2 separate regions of the Homo sapiens genome follow, and region 2 is linked to region 1. The links are chromatin loops, found by intact Hi-C in ENCODE. Cell type or tissue: natural killer cell. All regions are shown on one strand.

Evidence for each region. Peaks named below come from ENCODE experiments on the same cell type or tissue, not always from the same donor. Only the 100,000 strongest peaks of a DNase experiment are listed, where the experiment ranks them.
Region 2: it touches region 1 in a loop (5-fold over the local background); 47 of 110 quality-filtered maps call a loop at or near these places.

The regions. Positions count from the first base shown.
Region 1 is chr11:32,174,164-32,179,163 of GRCh38, reverse strand. No RefSeq gene overlaps it. Among named protein-coding and RNA genes, the nearest start is that of SNORA88, 33 kb to the right of the region's middle. RefSeq lists enhancers at 1,976-3,220, 1,725-3,674. In natural killer cell, CTCF peaks have their summits at 2,602 and 2,801 (motif pointing right); a DNase peak (open chromatin) is centred at 2,783.
Region 2 is chr11:31,237,588-31,242,587 of GRCh38, reverse strand. DCDC1 (doublecortin domain containing 1) reads left to right here. Exons shown (of 39, transcript NM_001387274.1): 9 at 972-1,138. Among named protein-coding and RNA genes, the nearest start is that of DCDC1, 130 kb to the left of the region's middle. In natural killer cell, no CTCF peak of the experiment used is centred here; a DNase peak (open chromatin) is centred at 2,067.

The DNA.
Region 1 (5,000 bases):
TTTGCCAGGCTTTTTTGGCGAATAAAAGCCATCAAGAGAAGAGATAAGGGATTGGAGAGTGGGTAGCCAGGTGGACAGACACAGAGAAGTGAAGGTTCTTCCTACAACAGTAGGCAGCTGAGGAGGCACATGAAGGCATGCAGAGAAGTGGAGCCCAGGCACCCTGGCACGCAGGCGCTGTGAGCCTGGTGGGTGTGCTGCTGGTGGAGGATCAGCCGATGAAGTAGTTCTGTGGCATCTGCCGAGTCCTATTAAGTGCCACGCACCAGCAGCCGCAGGAGATTTAAGAAAAGAAAAAGCCACTAAAACATCCCACCTGTTACCAAGGAGCTGGCAGAGGAGAAGCTGACCTCAACATTCACAGGAAACTGTGGCTGCTTAGGGAAGAGGTGTGTGCAGGGGCCTTTGGGAGCAGAGGGCAGAAGGAGCCTCACTCTGGCAGCACACAGCTTCCCAGAAGTCTAAGGCGCACTGAGTCTTGGGAAGGAGTTTGCCAGGTCGAAAGCAGAGGCTAGACAGCAAGGCGGACGGGTGGGCAAAGGACAGAGCATGGAGGGCTGAACATCGGTGGAGAATCTGGGGAAAAGGGGGAGTTCCACAGCCTGGAGGGTCTGGGTTACTATGTTAAGGAGGAGGAACATGACCTTGTAGGCAATTTAAAAGCTATTTCTCAGGAGCAACAAAAAGGTAGCTGAGATAGAAAAATTAGTCTTTGAGAAGAAGGGGAAAATTTTGGAGGAGGAAGGAGGATTCGAAGAAGTGGAAAAGCAGAGGAAAAGTAGGTCAGAGTGGGATGGGGGGGTGGCATGAGCAACAGAGGTGGGATTAAACAAGGCATGTGGAGGGCATGAGGAAAGACCTTCATGGTTGGCTGCAGGGTGTGTCAGGGGTGTTGGGAGATGAGGCTGAAAATAGATCATGTGGGGAGAGAGGAGGCATTGGAGGATCTTTGAGCAGATACAGGGAAATTAAAGTAAATGTTACAGGAGGATTCACTTCTTGGCCATGTATAGATGGTTTGGACAGAGGGAGAGACTGAAGGCAACCAGGCCAGTTATGAGGTTCTTGTACAAGTCCTGTGAATTCCATCTTGAGACCAAGTCCTCTTTGCTTCCTGATTGTCTGGGTCCTAAAATTACCATTACCATAGGGATTGAAGAAGGATTATCAAAAAATATATATCTAGACAGTATTATTTTACCTCCCTACAGAAATGGCTTTCTTGAGTTTCAACTTGAACCTCTGTGCTTGCCTGTTATGGAGTGCTGACAAAAGAAGCTCTAAAGAACATTTCTGTATATTTTGCTAAGCTGTCATTAAACACATTGACAGGGGTGGGTGTGTTGGCTCACGCCTGTAATCCCAGCACTTTGGGAGGCCAAGAAGGGTGGGTCACTCGAAGCCAGGAGTTCAAGACCAGCCTGTCCAACATAACGAAACCCAATCTCTACTAAAAATACAAAAATTAGCTGGGCATGGTGGCAGGCACCTGTAGTCCCAGCTACCCGGAAAGCTGAGGCATGAGAATTGCTTGAATCCAAGAGGCGGAGGCTGCAGTGAGCTGAGATCATGCCACTGCACTCCAGCCTGGGTGACAGAGCAAGACCCTGTCTTAGAATAAATAAATAAATAAATAAACAGACAAACACATTGACAGTCCTTTTACTCAGTGACCTTTCTGTAAGTAACTACACAATCAGTTGCTCTCAAATTTAGCATGAGGAAGGAAACACATCTATTCAGTCAAACTTATACATCCCTTTGAAGGCAACAGGTAATGAGAACCATATATCCTAGTGTACTTGGCACTTTTTCCTTGGCTGCCAGGAAGCTCAGAACTAAATTTGCTTTGCGAATGTGGTAACTGCCTTACTCAGTTGCTCTTTGTTCTTTCTCATTGACTCCCTATCTTTTTTTTTTTAAAAAAAATTCTTTTAAAAATTTATTATTTTTAGTATGTTTAAATAACATAATCTGCCTTAGATACTTCTGGGAAATAGACTGTATGTATAATATGATTACATATTAAATGAAATAATTTCCTCCTCCCTGGGCAGGCAGCCCTTACTGTGCTTTTCCAGGCAGCCAGAAATCCTCTCTTTGGTCCCGTTGGCCCTGGCTCATGTCGAGTTGGGATGCCCAGCCTGCCTCTCCATCAGTTCATCCCGCCAACCTCCTTAGTGAGATACACTCGCTCTGAGCCCATCCGCCTCTGTTCGCTGGCCTTTTTGGCTTGAGATGTTTTCTATCTTTTCTATATTTCAAAGCTTTGTGGTAAATAATCAATTCAAACCAGCACCGAGTCTCTCTTTCTGTAATTCTAAAAACCCATTAAATTATATTGTTGGGAGAAAACAATAGCTGTGCTAATCATGCCCTGTGCATGCGCATCTTAATTTCCCCAGAGGCCTGAATATGAATTTTTACTAACATGTTAATTTTGTGTGTTAATCAGTAGCTGTAGGCCGAATGAATGGATTGACTATGTAAAACTGTTTGATATTGAAACAACTCCTTTTGACCCCCTCAAATTGGCTTCATTCCCCTAAAGACGGTTAAAGTTAATTAAGCACTCAATAGGTTTATGGTGTTTAAATTAAAATATATTACTCCTCATTGTGTAGTCATCAAGTGAGAAAGACATCCTCCTCCTGGCTGCCTGGCTGGCTAATGGGCTTATCAAAATTCATGATGTAATAAGAAGGCCGACAAGTGCATGAGAGACTCTGGCTGTCACTCAAGGAAAAAACATGGACCACCTTTGCCCACTAGAGGGCACAAGAGAGCCATGAATGCCCATAGCTTGGCGGGTTGGTTTTGGGGATGCAAGTAGGAAAGGCCCTTTGTAGGCCAATTTCTGTCGCTTGTAAAAAAAAACCAATTTATTCTTTTTTTTCTTAATAAATGTGGAGCTCTCTTTATTTCGCTAACTCCCTTCTTTCTTTCCTTCCTTGTTTATATTTTATACCCCTCTCCTTGCTTCTTAGATTTATTTGTGATTCCGCTCTTGACAGTAGTATGCAGTAGAAAATAGCCCACATGGCTTTCAGGAAAAAACAAAACAAAACGTTGCCATCCTTCCTCTGGATAACTTTTCCATAAAATTTTCATTGTATGTGGGCGGGGGGAGCAGGAGCCTTGTGCTTCCCGAGAAAATCACTGACACGGTGCTGAGAAAAATATATAAAATAACACTTAACTCCTCTTTCCAGAAGGACATGTGAAAGCTATAATTGTACCTGCTGACTTTCCCTCTGGGCCTCTCTGGGGCTGGGGGTAGGGACTGTGGCTTTGCAACCTACCATACAGTGAGTGTTTAGATCGGGAAGAATTGCCTAATGAAACCGGCAGAGTGAAGGGGAAGGTAGTGGGGAATCCTGCAGGAATACCAGCTCTGAATTAAAACAGGGCCTAGGCCCCACGAGCTGATCAGGGTGTTGCAACTCATGTCAGATCCAAACCTGCCAGCAAATCCCATTCTTGACGATGAGGACATTAGTCAGATGGGGACAATTGTCTGTGGTCATTTTTGGCAATGTGACTGGTGGTAGAGATTGTTGGGAGATTCAAAAGGATTCTTACCAGTGGATCTATAGCTCATTTTTCATTTTTGTAGAATGGTTTTAAGAAATTTATACTTTTAGGTAGCTCTTAATTGTGTGTATGTGTGCATGCATGTTAGTGTGTGTAGGGGTGAGTCACGAAATGGACATAAGATACCACTTTTAAAGATAAGTAGCCATGAGTATCAGACAAGGAGAAAATGGGTGATATGACAAATGAAATAGGAGTCATTGCAAGGAAAACTTAAAGAATACCAGGTTGCAAAAAAAATTGTGTTTAAAGAGGTGGGAGTCAGGCCAGGCATGGTGGCTCATGTCCGTAATCCTAGCACTTTGGGATGCCAAGGTGGGCAGACTGCTTGAGCCCAGGAGTTCGAGTTCAGCCTGGGCAACATGGTGAAACCCTGTTTCTATAGAAAATACAAAAAATTAGCCGGGCATAGTGGTACATACCTGTAGTCCCAGCTACCCTGGGAGACTGAGGTAGGAGAATCACCTGAGCTGAGGCAGTCAGGCTGCTGTGAACCACCATTGTACCTCTGCACTCCAGCCTGGGTGACAGAATGAGACCCTGTCTCAAAAAAAAAAAAAAAAAAAAGAAAAGAAAAGAAAAAAGAAAAAGGGCTGGGCGCGGTGACTCACGCCTGTAATCCCAGCACTTTGGGAGGCCGAGGCAGGCAGATCACGAGGTCAGGAGATAGAGACCATCCTGGCTAACATGGTGAAACCCCGTCTCTACTAAAAATACAAAAAATTAGCTGGGCGTGGTGGCGGGCGCCTGTAGTCCCAGTTACTTGGGAGGCTGAGGCAGGAGAATGGTGTGAACCCGGAAGGCGGAGGTTGTAGTGAGCCGAGATCGTACCACTGCACTCCAGCCTGGGCGACAGATAGAGAGTCCGTCTCAAACAAAAAAAAAAAAAAGGAAAGAAAAAAGAAAAGGAGGTGGACAGACATTTTGAAGGGCATTGTTTGGCTGTCTTCTAATCTTCTTATTCATGTTTTCAGTAATAGCATGGGGCTTTATTTTCAAAATACTTTCGATTGCTAATAGTTAATAGTGAATATTCCTCAAGGGCAGTGGTTTTCCAGCAATGGGGTAGGGACCAGAACCTGGAGGGTGTGGCCAAGGGGCTGGGGGCTCTGCCCCTGCTTCTACCAGAACGCTCTGCCTTTTTGGGGCTCCACTTAAGATCTAATTTGGAAAAGAGGGTTCCACTGCTAAAAGAGTAAAAGAGAGAGATAGAGGCAAATTTAAAACCTCTGGTTTAAGGCTGGCCTTGCTGGCTTATGCCTGTAATCTCAACACTTTGGGAAATTGAAGCAGGAACATCTCTCAAGCCCAGGAGTTCAAGACCAGCCTGGGCAACATAGGGAGATCCTGTGTCTACTAAATAAATAAATAAATAAATAAATAAATAAATAAAAATTAGCTGGGTG
Region 2 (5,000 bases), 940 kb after region 1:
GTGTATCAGAATAAGGTAGCCAATACCTATAGTTATTTTGCATGTTTAAGTTTGTGTCACATGTATATACTTAAATAATGACCAAGTAAAGAAAAATATCATTTACTTTTTCTGGATTCCCAAGTGTGCCATTTTTATTTCTTGATTTCTGGCTTTTCAGAGGAAAATTAAATCTTGAAAAATGTTAGCTAGCTGCCATGTTATTGGACTATTTTACACTAGAAAGACTTTATTAACTAATCGTGTGAAAAAGTGTATAAACATGTTTGTCAACTCCTTATGGATGTTGCAGTACATACCCATAAGTAAATATCTTTTATCTATTTACAAAACGCATGCTGGAATAGCATTCCTAAATCCTTGACTGTTTCATATTCCAGAAACTGAAAAAAGAAAGGTATGATAAAATGCTTGTTTAAGATTCTGCCCCCTGTTTTTAAACAGTCTTGCCACGCTGTTGTATGGGTTACTTAAGGAATGCAACAAAAATCATGAAATAGGATGGTTTATAAAGGTGTGGATTATATTTTATGAATAATTTCCAGATGCGATGTTTTAGGTATATAGAGTGCTCTACAAGAAGCTATGTACAGAAACAACATGGATCTTACAGTTTTATCAGGACAATGCAAGTAGGTTTCAGCAAGGTTGGTTCCAACTCATCTGTGATAAATGAGAAGATAAGGCAATCAGTGCACACCATGACACTCTGTGCAGCTAGTTAGGCACACTTCAGAACTATTCAGGTGTGCTCACAAAGCTTATGAGTCTTGCATGGGGGGTGTCTCAATATAAATACATCCTTCATGGTGGCCACTAGTAACGCAGGAATTGCCTCTCTAAGACTTAACCCAGGTCAGTTATAAATAATAGATGTTAAGAGTTAGCTCTGGTATTGGGGCTGTGTTCCAGGCAGTGTATTTCGGTTGGGTTGGGTCAAAAGAATTTTTTTCCCTTCTTTTCTTGCATAGTTCCTCTGCTTGAAAAATGCCTGCAAAATTCCATCACACCTTTGCGAGGACTACTTTGGGTCTCTAAGGGAGAAGGTTTCAGCCCCTCAGGAGCTAAGATGTACATCCAAGGAGTTCTTTTGGCCCTGTACCAACGATTAAAGTCTGCAAAAAAATATTATAAACAGGTGAGTCATCCCTCTTTAAAAATTTCTTTATTATATGTTTTAAAAATATACTTGGTTGTATAGAGGCAATGATTGGCTTTGTGTCATAAAAGAACTGTGACATGTATTTTGTGAGCTCAGTGCCTGTTAGGGAGCCAAAAATGCTGTTTCTGTAATCTCAAAGCCAACAATAATGGAGCTAATTGTATCTGTCTTTTGGTATAAGATGTCATATGTCTCATCTTTTCTTGCAGCGCATACTGGGCAAAGTGAAGGCAGCTTCTTACATGGAAATTCTATAGACAATTACTTTAAATAAGAGAATAAATAGCTCCTAAGTCATTTGAAGGTTGAAATGTTTAGCATTCTATTTTTTTCCAGCATAAAATCAGATTTATGGGGGCTAGAATACAACAAATCACATTCTGAAAAATGAAATCGTGAATCAACTTCATGTCAAGAGTAGCTTACTTCATTTATCCTTATTTAACTTGTCTGTTTCAGGAGTCAAAAGTATAGAAACAGAGTTAGTTTATTTGAATCAGGTTAAACCGGATTTTGTCCTTTAATTCCTGTGTATTTATTTCATGTTTGTATGTGTGTGGGTAAAGGCTGGTATTTTTATAATCATGTATAGGGACTTTTGATTTATCTTAAAGTAGGATTCACATTTGTAAAGCAGAATAACTGATGCCATTTATAACATAAAAATGGAATTGCCACATTTAAAAAATCCTCTTTGTACTTGGTTTTAAGAATCGAAGCACATGTTTTTACCAAGCTAAATGAGGACTAGGTTTTATATTTTGAACTGGGAGGTTCCAGTTTAGAACTGGGCTCATTATCCGAGACCACAGACTGCTGAAAAATGAATATTTTGAAAGCATCATGCTATATTATTCTCTGCTTGCAGAGAGGAAGGGGAGGTGGGAATGGGCTATCAGTCTTAGTGTTCACACAGCACCTCCTGCTGTCGAGTTTGGAAAAGAACAACTTGTATTGACTTTGGAATAAAGTGTTGTACTAAGGTATCCAGAACTAGCAAAAAACATCTTCCCAAGAAAACTTCGCAAAATGTGTTTGGTTTGTCTCGTTATATTCAGCAAATCCAGAAACAGGATTATAATTATCATAGATAAGACTATTCATAATAATACAATGAAAGAAAGAAAAATCCAAACGAATGTTCTTTATTAAGCCATTATATATAGAAACTAGTATAAAATATTTTATTGCATTTAGATTAAATTATTGTAGTTGAAATATTATTTAAGTTTTAAGATATCATGATATTATAAAATGGATCATGATTAATTGCATTACAATAATTTTTTGGAATTAATGTGGTTTGATTCCACTTATTGAAATTTAAAATTATTTAATGTTAGAAGAAATAATGAGACAATTCTCCAATTCAGGAAAAGCACTGTTTAAATAAAATCTAAAGACAAGCTTAAACATTTTCTAAGTTTTATTTCAAGTAAGGATGTTAGAAATAAGAAACATCCCAGAAATAATGGCATGTTTTTCTTCCACTGTCTTAAACATGTAAAATTTAAAGAAGTATAAATTGCTATACTAGATTTAAAAGAGCTCTGTGCATTGTAAGAAAAAAATACTTTCAGAATTACTTACTGCTTTCATTAAAAAATTCTTTATGACTCAAAATTGATGAAAAATATATTTTATTAAATATTAAATTATGAACAAAATTTAACATTTTAGTGTCTCTGTGATTGTCTGTTTGGGCAGTCTGTAAAGATTTCAACATTATATGAAATTTAAGAATATTTTGAAACCTATGCTCTTTGCCATTTCTCCTAAAGCTTTTTTCTTCCACTAAGTTGTAATAATTCATAGCTTTACATTCAGCAGTTTTAATATGATACTTAAGTTTTATTTGGAAATATAAAAATGAAGAAAAATAAGCAGAAGTTTGCTCATTATGTATTTTTATGTAAATTTCTGTTGCTTTAGATGTGCTCTATTTTATGTATGCTTGAGGTTTTCTTCTTTTGTAGTGTTATATTAAGACTTAATTTAAAATTATTTGAATGTTTAGAGAAGTCCCTGTAGTCATACCCTTAACAGACCATCAGTGCTTAGGTGTTAAGCCTGACAATATCTTTATTTGTGAGTGGGATTTCCTAGCAAATATCCTTCTTAAGAATTAATGAACTTTGTTTCAACTACACTTACTTCATTTGACCTTTGGTATAGCCTTTTCTATTTAGTTTTATATAAGATTGTTTTAAAGAATCTTTAGATAGGTGAAATGGAGGTAGATGATGATTCCTATTTCCTTAACAAATTAAAGTTTATAAATCGTATGATTAGATTATTCTTGATATTATTTCAATTTATTTCACTTTTGAGACCACATATAAAAACAACAATATTATCTTGATGTCTGTCGAAATATAAGCTTTAAATTTTGTCATTCCCAAAGGAAATTTATTTTAAATAAATTGCGATAATATAGCTTTAAAAGAAAAGTCAGGGCTACTGGTTTTATGTTTACAAACTTACTCATTTTTCAATTTTTAACTTTAGCTTGGCTGTTATAGCATGCAACTGATTTAAGCACACTACATTAGGGTGGTCTTAAATATATACTGATTCGTGTGTATTAAAATGAGATATTTTATTTAGAACAGCACAAAGTCACTTAGACATACATTTATCACATTTATTTCCTTAAAAGTGGAAGCATCTTGGAAATTGCTTGGAGCTAAGCAGAATCTATTTAATTGGTAATCTTTGCAATTGCATAAACGCATTCCTATGAAATGTAGTTAACACTTTCAGCGACAGGGCCGTTCCATCTCATTAGCATTCTTGTTATGTAGTGGTGCTGTTGGTGGGGGTGTTGAAGTAGGAATGCCATTGTGTCGAGTTCTAGTGTTTGGGGACAAACACTGCTGTGGAAGGAACGTGTGAAAAGGCCACAGTCCTGTCAGTGAATGAGGAAGGCTGTGCTTTCTGTGTGCTTCAAGCAGGGAAGCTGTCATTCATAGGCCTAACACAGCTAAGGAGAGGCCAAAACACAAGGCTGCACTACCTTTTAAAATGATATTAGTGATTTTTAAACATGATGTTCTTTATTTATCATCCCACATAGAGCTTTTAGTTGCTGTCAGTAAACAAAATATGGCAGTCTGTTGAGAAACACTGTAAAGATGCATAAACGTGCATGGAGCTGTGCCAGGCAGCTATACAAGTAATGACTCAGAATGGCTGATGGGCAGTGTTAAGTACAAATGTGATTTTTGAGAAACACTCATTTCTGAAAATGTCTTCCCAAGTTTGAATTTCCCCGCCAACCAACAAAATTCCTGGAGACTTTTACATAAGAATGCATAGTACTTTTTTTTTTTTAAATACAATTTTTGAAAGCACTCATAAACTTTCAGTTTTAATCATTTAAAGCTGTTCACAGTATGGCCTAACAGTTCTTATAGATTGCATAGTTATTTTTGAAATTCAGAGAGAAAAAAGGGAAATGAGTATCTATTATATCATGGTAAGCACCATCTTAATTAGGAAGAGTCATAGCCCCTGAATTCATTAAGCCATGAAAAAATGTGAATCTGTGAATTTAAGAAATCTTAAGGAATTTTTAATTCTACTCCTAGTTTTTAGCACTTCGGAATAAAATGATTGTTTGATATTAAATTTTAGCTGATTTGATTACTTAAAGCAAAATAAATAAACCAAAGTATTCTCCAATATTTCTTAAATTCTTGGGGTATTTTCTAAACTTTGGTAGTGTATTGAAAAACACTGCAATTTCTATTTATGTCTGAAGTTGTGGGAAAATGTTTTATTTCTGTAATTTTAATTTTGAAATGTGTATTTGAGCTATTTGTAGTAAATCATTACT